Regions from separate parts of the Mus musculus genome. Here regions 1 and 2 are each linked to region 3. Evidence: chromatin contacts called from ENCODE Hi-C or POLR2A ChIA-PET data. All regions are on one chromosome and are shown on one strand. The core of a region is the stretch at or near the end of the contact, and the rest is flanking DNA. Distances in the headings are between cores, read along the strand shown. Region 1 overlaps Dlgap1 (DLG associated protein 1). Region 2 has its middle 6.8 kb from the start of Gm41610. Region 3 overlaps Dlgap1 (DLG associated protein 1).

Region 1 (3,914 bases), core at 1,405-3,904, 39 kb before region 3:
TGGAGCATTGACTGTAGAACACCCTCATGTGCTGTGTCCTAGTGTACTAGAACATTCAGCTACTGTCTCTTGTATAGTATTTGCATGTAGCCTGTTGCACATCCGGCAATATAAGCCATTTTGAGATTACTTCTTACAGAAATTCAATTTCTTTCTAACTGCAAATGCTTTATAAATATTGTTTTTTTTTATTTTGTGGTTCTAGAGAGCAAACCCAGGACCTGCCCAATACCAGCTAAGCACTCTACTACTGAAATAGACATATATATATATATATATATATATATATATATGTATGTATGTATGTATATATATACTCTAATACTGATATAGACCCATAAGCCTCACTCGGGATGGCCTGGAACTTGCTATATAGACTGCAAAAACCTCAAACTCATAGAGATCCTCCTGCCTCAGCCTCCCAAGTTCTGGGCTTACAAGTATTCACCAACCCAATGTTAGTTTTCTGAGACAAATATTCAACTTGTAGCACAGGCTGGCTTTCCATTTGCAATCTCCCCTGCCTCAGCCTCCTGCATGGTAGGAATTATGTGGACATACACCAAGCAAATACTTGTTATACTGTCTGTATATAGAGAATAGCAAAGAAAAGTCTGTGCGTGTTCAAAAATGAGTCAATTCAAGACAGATCAGATTAGATTAAAGGCCGGTTTCTTGGGAAGCTGCTCTGGAGGTGGGGGGAGACGGGGAGGGGAGAAAGAGTCCTCATACAAAGAGGGAAAAGGAGAGGAAAGAGAGAGACCCAAACGTCAGGATTAGATAGGAAGGAGCCACTAAGGGAATGGCAGCCCAGCCCTGGACTGGAAAATTCAATGATGGGAGCAGGGTATGCCAGGTAGGGAGTGAGGGATGCTGGGAGAACCTGGAGGCCAGGTCTGCTTTGATATATATACACCTCAGTTGCTTGTCCAGGGGTTCAAAACCAAACACTTGAACTTCTGATATTCCTGAGCTACAGGTATGTGCCACCACACCCAACGGGCAGCCGGCTTTTGTCAAAACTCAGTCTGCCCTGAGGGCTTGGTAGACCAGCTGCCCAAACAGGAAGCCTTATATAATTCTGTAACCCTGACCTTGGGCCCTGAATCTCTCTCTTCTGTAAACAGTCCATTCAACTCAGGAAGGCCTGTAGGCCAGACGGGGACATATTTTGAAAAACACACAATTACAAATGCTGAAAAAGAAAAAAAGAAAAAAGAAAAAAACAAAACAATTCCCTAAGCGTAAGAGGAAGTGACTGTGTCTGAGTCAGGGGTAGAAAAAAATCCAGAAAGTCATGGAACAAATGGCAATGACATCTTCCTGGTGATGAATGTGCCAGGACGGCCGTCTGTGTGCACAGTTGACTCAATAGCACCTGTTGGCAAAGCCGGGAGATGAAGTGCTAAAGAGATCGTATTCCCATCTGGGAACAACACCCGCTGCCTGGGAAATTAGTAACCCTGAAGACCGAAATGTCCCTCCCGATTTCAACACACGGTTCCCTGGCTCTAGAAAGGCTGTGTGGTTCACACAGGCCAGCGGCCCTACCAAGCTTACTCAGACCCCCCGGCCTTAACCTTTGCCCTTACACGATGTGGGCAAAAACAACTCTAACATCTCATGGTTTCAGGCATGGGCTGGTTTTGGCTTATAGTATTATTTGATTGTCAAGCTTCGTGGAGGTCTATACTACAGGGCTCAGACCTTAACCCCTGGACCCCGCGCCTTCTGAAGAGACACCTCCAGCATTCTTCAGTGTCCTCTAATTTAGTTAATTAATGAAAGTTTCTGAGAGGACCAGGTACTTTGATCTGAACCTCTCAAGCTTCCGTGTACCGTTTCCAGATGCAGAGCCAGGAAGCGCTGGGTCCTGTGGGCTAACAGCGACTCGGGACTGGGCCTCCATTTCTGCCCAACATTGGAAAGGGGGTAGGGCAGTGTCTAAGAGGATCAGACAGCCTAAAAACACAGCCGCTGGCATTTTACTGGGTGTAGCTGCAGTCTGGGAAGCTGATCTGGCAGTGTGGAAATCTTCAGTAATCCTTATAACACAGGAACCCAGCAGGGCTGACTGGGAAAGCTTCAAAACCCAAAAGGTGTCTGTATGTGGAATATACGAGACAAACAGGGAAAATGGGAGTAATTACAGCAGGAATCACGTTTTGTTGATGCTTTTTCAAGACAAAGCCTGAGTAAGGAGTCCAGGCTGGTCTTGAACCCTGGTCTTCCCACATCGGCCTCAAAAGGAAGAAATCACAGGCCCGAGCCTCCTGCAATGTTTACCAGACCCTGTTCCCAGTATTCTCCCTCACTGATTCTGGGGAGGAGGGGGGCGTCTGAGTCCAGAGGTTTCATTCCGTGGATAATTGTCAATGTGCTTAAATAAAAGTGAAGACTCTCTACAGGTAGATCTGCTAGCGTTTACCTTTAATTTCCGCACTCAGGAGACAGAAGCAGCCTAGTCTACATAGTGAGTTCCAGGACAGCCAAGGCTAAATATCTACCATATCTCGAAAACAACAACAAAAATGGGGACATTTTGAATGGATTCCATCTCTGCACCAGAGACAGGTCGGCACACTTCCACAAAACTTACCAGCGGGAACTGCCGCGGAGTTCCGAACACGTGCATGTTGTTCCGATGTTGGCCACCAGGGCGTGCGAGAGAGCAGGACAGCCTGCAGCACTTAAGTTTGTTTTCCCAGACTTTGTCTTGGGAGGGAGGAGGTTGGGTGCGGGGGCAGTTAGGCGAGATGCAGCTGGCTCAAAAACAATCCGTTTGTTCCCTGAAATTATCCCACTCGCCTTTTAGAAGTCAAAGGTTGCCACGTTACCTGTTGCCAGGTTCCTAAGAGTGCTCGGGGGAAAATGTGGGTGAGAATGGCTCTCCTGAAGCCTGGTGGGGTTTCAAGCTTTGCCCAACACTGACGCTGACATTTGGAGGGCAGCTGCGACGGATCTGAGTCTAGTTTGGTTGCAGGTCTAATAGAGTGGCTGTGACTTACATCCTTTACAGGCATCAAGTGCCTGGGGCTTCCCCCCACCCCACCCCCTTCTTTTAATGGCACTTAGCTTTCAGATTCCTCCCCTCCCGGGATTTCTATACAGTGCACGCTCTGTGCAAACCAGCCACGCCTCCGGAATTCCAAGTTTTGTAGCAACCTTTTAGTTGGGAATATATATGTATTATGTTTTTATATATAGATATGAATCCCAAACATTGCGTCCAAGAGACAAGCCTTTCCTTTCTTCCTGCCTCTGAGAACAATGTTTTGTTTGATTAGCCCGGGCAATGGGGCTCTCCCTCGAAAAGGCGGGGGCTATCAGTTGAATAGATCTTCAAGCCAGACATGCCGAGGCTTGGGGCGTTTGTCTGGCATTAGGAAGTGTCTGGGATCCTGGTAATCACCAACTGGCGAGGGTGTGGATGACTGCAAGAGTTATTGCCGGCCCCTCCCTCCTCGGCTCGCTCAGAGCCGCTTCCCCCCCCCCCCCCATTCAGTGACAGGGAAAAGTGTTTTCCGTGGAGGATGCCTTGAGTGGAAGTCATTCTCACACAGGCACCTCCCAGGAGCCAGAATGCATACTAACTACTGTGGGGTGCACTGTACCTCCCAGAGGTGGGCTGGCAAGCGAGTGCGCCTCACCAACCACCAGGATCTCTCTGGGTGGCCTGAAAAGGGGGAAGCTGTAAATATTTTTGAAATAGGGCAGTAATTTTTCCATGTGGACTCTGTTGGGCAGAGATTTTGCAAGGTTTTGTTAATTTTTTAGAACTTATATATACTTAGGTATTTTCTCTTTTTAAAATTGTTTGTTTGTTTGGTAGTTCTGAGGATTAAAGGCAGACCTTTTTGAGACTGCAGCAAGATTTCTACATAGCCCTGGCTGTCCTGGAACTTGCTATGTAG
Region 2 (3,643 bases), core at 765-3,264, 40 kb after region 3:
TCCCTGGATGGGAGCCAAAGTCCTGCTTCCTCTTGCTTGTGGGCGAATGTCCTAGCCTCACTTCTGCCTTTTGGCTCCATTCTGGCCCTGACTGGCCCGTTCCTCAGCCCACCCTTCTCCATCTTCTAATGACACAGCAGCAAAGCGATCCCTACTTCCCTCTCCTCCGGACCTCATAGGAGGAAGCAGTGTGAGTGAGGGCTTCAAAGATGGTCACAAGATTAAGAGAGCGATGACGAGTTCGCTAAGAACGGGGTGACCATGGTCTCTCGGGCTGAGGGTTGGTTACTGTGTTTTATCCCTTTGGGTGCTGGAATCTTTCCCATGCCAGGCCAGGGCTTTACCTCGGAGTTTGCCCCAGATCAACCCCAGTTCTTTTATTAACTTATTCTATAGGTCCCAGTGTTTTGTCTGAATGTGTGTGTGTCTACTCTGTTCTACCCAGTGCCCTGCACAGGCCAGAAAACTGTGGAATTCTCAGGACCTGGAGTTACTGTTGGTTGTAAGTTGCCCAGTGAGTTCTGTTATCAGTGTCCTCTTGAAGAGCAGCCAGCGCTTTTAACCACCGAGCCACCTCTTCAGACCCCAGTCCTGGTTCTTAATTGATCAGGGATGGGCTTCTCCTTGGCAGAGCCTCTAATCTGCTATCACCGTCTTCTCCCTCTGAGAGCTCAGTTTACCTTCTGTGATTCTCAACAACTTTGAAGTTCGTGGGATTTTGGGGAGGGGTGGGGAGATTGGTGGAGAGTGGTATTGTTTTAAATACCAAATCTTACATAAAGAAATTAAGCTTTTCAAAGATTCTGAATAATATTCCTTAGAAGGCTCTACGTAGCTCCAAGGAAAAGGTTTGCCTCGAACTGACCAGGTCCTGAGTTCAAGCCCTAGTACCATATAAAAAGGACAAAAAGCTTGCTACACAAATAGTTCTTCCTCCTACCTCCACACCCGCGCTATCACAACATAAGCCATCAGTAAATCAGAGCCAGGGAGACAGAAGGTGCCAACCAGTGACCTGAGTTCAACCTCCTAAAGAAGATGAAGGAGATACCTGGCAGTTCCCAGTGTACTCCTCCAGACACTTGCCTACATGTGCACCCTCAGCACACACAAAATACGTGTCAAGTTTTTAAAAATCATTCTTGAATCCCAAATGGGATTAAGATCCCAGAACCAAGAAAATCCAAAGGCAAGCAGGAACTAAAATTTGAGAATAGAAAGGACTACTAGCGGGATGTGGAGACGGAAGACAGCAGGGAGAATGTGGACCTTGAGGCCAGCTAGGTCTGTAAAGTGAAACTTTGTCTCAAAACACAGATAAGATAGATAGATAGATAGATAGATAGATAGATAGATAGATAGATAGATAGATAGGATAGATGCATATATTCATACATATATACATACATACATGGAGTGAAACTTGTCTCAAAACACAGATAAGTAGGTAGGTAGATAAGATAAATAGAAAAGATAGATGCATACATTCATTTATACATACATACATACACACACACACACACACACACACACACACACACACACGGAGAGAAACTTAGTCTCAAACCAGATAGATAGATAGATAGATAGATATAGATAGATAGTCAGACAGACTGGTTGACTCTGTTGGTTAGTTTTGTAGTTTCTGTATCAAAATTTCAAACCACTGCCTTCCTGGTATAGAGTTCCCTCAAACTGGGGCTTTTCACATCACCTTCCGCCAGCAAGCATTACATGATATGCCCATCTCCACTTCTCCGCAAAGGAGCTCGAGTCAGGTCCTCCTCTGGACGAAGAAATCTGAGTTAGCAGTTGGCCCAGCCCTCTGCAAATGGCACACGGGGCTGGCAGTGGCTGCACCTTGCGGACCGAGGACAATAGTCCGGTGCGAAGCTTGGCGTTTGTGTGCGGACCCAGGGGGCGGGGTGGGGGTGGGAGCCTCAGAAACAGGAAGGCCGAGATTACAGTCGGTTTTACAGCTCTTTTGAAGTCGCCGGGAGCCAGCTCGGGAAGCCTGCAGGCTGTGAGCACGTTGATCAAAGGTCCCTTTGCGGGCTCAAATTAACAGGGAGCTGGCGAGCCCGCGCAGCACCTGCCTGGGAAGAGCAGCGCCACAGCAAACCGGCTCATCTTGCCGGGAGGTGAGCCTCTCAAAAAGCTTGCCCAGGCAAAGTACTTAGGTTCTGTCTGGGTCGGAGGGGAAAGGCGTGGTCTGTTTTCTTTGCGTAGAGATATTTATTTTTAACGTTGATCTTTACGCCACTAGAGCCCTCCCCCCTCCGCTCTAATCCACAAGCAACCCCTTTTCAAAAATGGATGGATGAGTTGAGATTGGGAGAGGAATGAATGGTTTTATCATAAAATTGCGCCGGCCCCTTTACGCAGCGTTGTCCCTTTCATCCCTATTAAAAGCCATAGTATTGATAGGGTTTTTTGTTTTGTTTTGTTTTTTAAAGAGTAGCCCTAAAGGGTCAGAATAAAAACAAACACACTGGAAAACAAAGCCCGTGGGCTCAGAGAGCTGATGCCTAGAAAAGAAAGTGAAAAGTTATGTATAGTTGGGTGTTAATACACCGAGAAGCTGCGGAGAGCGCACAGGAGTTCATTGTGTCAGACTCTTTGTAGTTAATGAGACTTAGGAAATCCCCGAGGACTCGGCAGTGCCTCGAGTCTTCCTAAGGAGCAGATGTGGTCAAAAGGAAAATGGAGAAGGGGTAACTTGGTAGACAACAGAGGATAGAGGTATTTAGAAAATAAAATTATAAACGATCATTTGCCAAGGCAACTCCAAAATCCTTTAGAGTATAGGGTGGTTTTGTTCATTTGTTTTTTGGGGTTATCTCTTTGCAAGTCATTTGATTTCAAATGCAGTGCTCGCACAGCATGCAGAATCTGCTGGGGATTGAGGGCTGCATTACAGCCCATAGCCTCAGACAGGCTGAACTCACCAGCCAGCCAGCTTCCTCCCCCTGTACAGCAGTAACAACACCTCTCACTAGGGTTGTGAAGTCTAAACGACTGTACATAAGGTGCCCAATAAATAAGATAATGTGATAAGTGGCAATATAAGGTGTGCAATAGATAGACTATTACTTTTAAGTCAATCTGACTTTGTGTTTCTATGTTTACACATGTAGTATTTGGAAATGAACCTTGGACTTTAAGAACGCTTGGAGTCATTGAACCACACCCAACTCCTATTCTGACATTTCACTGCTATCCAGGATTTACAGAAAATGTTAGAAAAACTCTGCAGCAATGTTATTTTGAAATTTATAAAGCCTTTACAAAAATGTGAAGAAAGATGTATATATTTGTGGCATCTTGATCTCTACTATAAATTGCGAAATGATTGGATTGAGCTTAAGGTATTAAAGCTTTTAATTAGAAAATTTTAAATAAATGATGTTCTGGATATGTCATGCATGTAACTTTGGAGAAAAATGTCAACTACGTGTAACACCCCCTGACTTGCCATTATACCTATTATGGATTCAAAGGAATTTAATACACCTGTCTAGTTTAGTCTGGTCTATCTTTTTTTTCCCGCTCTTTGGTGGTGTTTTGTGTTTAGTGGGGATGGAAGCCCAGGCCTTGCCCCTCCAACTGAGCTACATTCCTGGATTCCTGGGATCTTGTTTTG
Region 3 (3,716 bases), core at 286-2,785:
GGTTTAGGTTATGACCTGGGGTCTGATTGTTTGTGACAGTGTCTCTTCGTCACCCAGGCTGTCCTGGAACTCACTCTGGAAACCAGGCTGGCCTTGAACTCAGAGATCTGCCAGCCTCTGCCTCCTGAGTGCTGGGATTCAAGGCGTACACCACCACCCACCCTCTAGGTTAGATTTTTAAATACAGTGAGGGGGAGGGCTGGTGAGATGGCTCAGTGGGTAAGAGCACCCGACTGTTCTTCCGAAGGTCCAGAGTTCAAATCCCAGCAACCACGTGGTGGCTCACAACCATCTGTAACAAGATCTGACTCCCTCTTCTGGAGTGTCTGAAGACAGCTACAGTGTACTTACATATAATAAATAAATAAATCTTAAAAAAAAATACAGTGAGGGAGAGATAAGAACTGGGTTCAGAGTTATCCCAGTTTTTAAATATTTCAAATGTTTGAAGCAGAGACTCCGTGAGATCCACTGCATAGCTCAGCACTTGAAGGTGCTGGCCATGCAACCTGACAGTCTAAGTTCATGTCCCAGAAACCACATGGTAAGGGGGAGAACCCACTCCCACTAGTTGACCTCTGACCCCCACAGGTATTCTCTGGGGTATAGGTAAGTGGCTGGCAGCGTTGCGTAGCATGTACAAGGCTTTAGATTCAATTCCTAACCACACACACCTGCATGAAAGGCGGTAGCCCTCAAGCGATCATCATGTTCATAAGAATGTAAGATATTTCATTGAATATCTTTCTGGGTCCAAAACAGAGAGAAGGAGAGGGAGAAAGGAGGGTTAGGAAAGGGAGAGAGGGAAAGAGAGCTGTGGTTAGAAACCCATTTGTGGGGCTGGAGAGATGGCTCAGCGTTTAAGAGGACTGACTGCCCTTCCTGAGTTCAATTCCCAGCAACCACATGGTGGCTCACAACCATCTGTAATAGAATCTGATGCCCTCTTCTGGCATGTCTGAAGACAGCTACAGTGTACTCGTATAAGAAACCCATTTGCTCAGTCAGTGCTTGAAGCAAAGCTGAGATTTGGGGGCGGGGGTTGTTAGGGCCATCTATTTTAGAGAAGGAATGGCCCATCTCATTTTAAAATTGTATTCACTTATCAATAGTCGGAACTCTTGACAGCGCCTCCCCGGGATACAGGTTTTAGCATTCCTAGACTGGACAACTCCAGAGTTCTGGAGCCCCAAGAAAACAGAAAACAAGCCAGCTAGCACTGGAAGAGAAAAACCATTAATTCTGTGGCTATGTGAAGCTATTATCCCCCACCCCCGTAAAAGCAAAGCAGGACAAAGACTTGGTTCTTGCTTTAGGCCTTCAGCCCTCCCAGTCCATAGTGGTTTGGGGCCAGATAAGAGAATAATGAAAGTCTGCAGTGGGCGAGGCTTCCTTCAAGCCAAGGCAGCTGACAGAATGCTTGTCTCCCCAGCACTTGAAGGAAAGTGATACCAGCTCTCCTCAGACAATGAGGCCCTTGTGTGAAACAGCTGTCCCAGGGAGATGGCTCAGTGCTGTTTGACAGTGGCTCGCATGTTACATGGAAACGTCTGGGATTATCTAACAGGGAAAGAACCAACCAGATGGAACTGAGCCCTTCTCACTAGGAATGCAGTCTCCGGCTGTGGGGGGAAAACGCAAGCTCGGGTTTCTCTGGCTGGAGGATAAAGTGCCGGTTTGTTGTACTTGGTAATCTATTTTTGCCTCCCGAATTGTGGACAACGTCTACGTGGAACTTTCAGGCTTTATCTGAAAGAGATAAATAAACAGTGTGTGCAGGAGGCTGGCTGACTCCACGTTAACTTCACCTGGCAAGAGTATCCAGGGTAGCAGATAGCATCCCCACACGAGGCTTGTGAGCTTGGACAGGGAACTCAAGGCAGGCGATGAAACCCTAAGTAAGCTTTGCCTGCTTTTAAGTTTGCTTACAGGAGCGGTGTGTGGCTGTTATTGTGACCAGCAATCGGTACCATCCCTGGGGTTCTTGTCCAGGGATGTCTCTACCACAGTTACACTCTGTGAGCCTGGCCATTCATTGGCCTGAGTGCAAGGCTAAATGGAGAGCTACAGGTGCATCCTGGTTAAGGGTGTGAATTCGAGTGAACACACATACACACAGAGTAGTGGTGGACAGAGACAGAGAAACAGAGAGAAAGCATATAGTCTGTTTCATAATTTCTGACTAACCTGAAACTACTTACTGATCACTATGTAGCAGTCATGGAGAGCAAATTGTGTGTAATTCGCTTTATGTTCAGCATTTGAAACGGCTATCTTTGCTGTGCTTTGCCCAGCACCAGTACTGCAAAGGACCAGAAACCATCCTTTAGTGATATCCTGTGTGGAGCCTGATATGATAAAGGCAAGACAGGACAGACTGAAAACAGATCCTCGAGTAGCCAGTGGGAGCCTGCAGTGTTCCAGGGGTCACAGGGAGTCGCACTACACAGGCTCAGAGAGTAAGGTCTCTTACCACTTTCTCAAACAAGAACTTTGATTAGAAAGAAGTGCAATGATACCAGGGAAATCATGTAGCTATTCTAAGAAACAAAAAATCCTCTATGTAGCCCTAGCTGGAACTCCTCTGTAGACAAGGCTGACTTGTCTCACAGAGATCCACCTGCTTCTGCCTGCCATGTGCTGAGATTAAAGGTACTAGCCACCATACCTGGCTAGCTGAGCATCTTCTAACTCAGTTCAATTTTGACAGTATCTGGAGGTAGCATCAAATTCTCTAGGATGAAGGTCAGTTCACAAGATCTTTGCCCCCAAACACTCTTCTTTGCCCCCCAACACACACACACAAATGCACACACACACACACACACACACACACACACACACGCATACACACTATAGATGACAATCTCATAACCCTAATTATTTTTTAAAATAGTTAGGCTGGGTCTGGAGAGATGACTCAGCAGATAAGTACCTCTCTTGTACCATACCCAAAATTTAATTCCTAACATCCATTTTAAACAGCTCACAACCTTCTCCGCCCAGGATCAAACACCTCTGACCTCTGAGGGGACCTGCATAGGTATACACAGACCTCTGCACAAACACAAATACATACACATAAGTGCACACTATAAGGAAAGAGATATAGCATACAGCCCCTGTACCCCTTCTTCGGGTTCAATTAACGTGCTTTAAGGACTCACAGGACTCAGGGAGATACAGTTACTAATTCATTATACGAAGGGCACTAGAGACGGCCCAGTAAAACCTGTGGAGGAGGCTGTCAGCCAGTTCTCGCCTCTCATGCAAAATAACCAGAGTTCAAAGTTGAGAACTCATGGAAAATGTCAGGCATTATGGTGCGTTGTAGTCCTTGGGCTAGTAGGGTGGAAATGCCGAGCTTGCTGGCTAGCCATCTAGCCTTAAATGGCTCAGCTCTGACCAACGAAGACCCTGAGTCAGAAAACAAGATGGATAGCTCTTCTAAGATGACCCCACACACACGGGGGTGACCTCTGGACTCCACACACAGGCACACACACATACACATCTTTTGTTTTTGGTGTTTTTTTGGTTTTTTCAACACGAGGTTTTTCTGTATAGCCTTGGCCATCCTGGAACTTGCTCTGTAGACCAGGCTAGCCTCAAACTCACTCTGCCTGCCTCTGCCTCCTAAGTTCTAGGGTTAAAAGCCTGGGCCACTACCACCCCTTGGACAGAGAATTTCTTTATGGACAACTCTTGAGAAGGAA

The links. A loop is a pair of places that touch in the nucleus more often than their neighbours do. ChIA-PET counts read pairs that join two places held with the same protein, here RNA polymerase II (POLR2A).
Region 1: POLR2A ChIA-PET joins it to region 3 with 45 read pairs in Patski. The contact joins two enhancer-like sites. A Hi-C loop is called at or near these places in 2 of 37 maps with a recorded cell type or tissue (adrenal gland and heart). POLR2A ChIA-PET finds 5 or more read pairs at or near these places in 4 of 5 experiments (Patski and embryonic stem cell).
Region 2: a map of Patski shows a loop between it and region 3 (2.2-fold over the local background). The contact joins two enhancer-like sites. A Hi-C loop is called at or near these places in 1 of 37 maps with a recorded cell type or tissue (Patski). POLR2A ChIA-PET finds 5 or more read pairs at or near these places in 4 of 5 experiments (Patski and embryonic stem cell).

Annotation. Positions count from the first base shown.
Region 1 is chr17:70,752,469-70,756,382 of GRCm38, forward strand. All of the region lies in intron 6 of Dlgap1 (DLG associated protein 1), which reads left to right. Among named protein-coding and RNA genes, the nearest start is that of Gm36746, 37 kb to the left of the region's middle. Within about 2 kb of position 2,655, at least 2 of the 3 ENCODE cell types and tissues checked have a DNase peak (open chromatin) inside an H3K27ac peak, as active enhancers do.
Region 2 is chr17:70,832,662-70,836,304 of GRCm38, forward strand. No RefSeq gene overlaps it. Among named protein-coding and RNA genes, the nearest start is that of Gm41610, 6.8 kb to the right of the region's middle. Within about 2 kb of position 2,015, at least 2 of the 3 ENCODE cell types and tissues checked have a DNase peak (open chromatin) inside an H3K27ac peak, as active enhancers do.
Region 3 is chr17:70,792,985-70,796,700 of GRCm38, forward strand. All of the region lies in intron 9 of Dlgap1 (DLG associated protein 1), which reads left to right. All of the region lies in intron 3 of Gm41609 (predicted gene, 41609), which reads right to left. Among named protein-coding and RNA genes, the nearest start is that of Gm41609, 11 kb to the right of the region's middle. Within about 2 kb of position 1,536, at least 1 of the 3 ENCODE cell types and tissues checked has a DNase peak (open chromatin) inside an H3K27ac peak, as active enhancers do.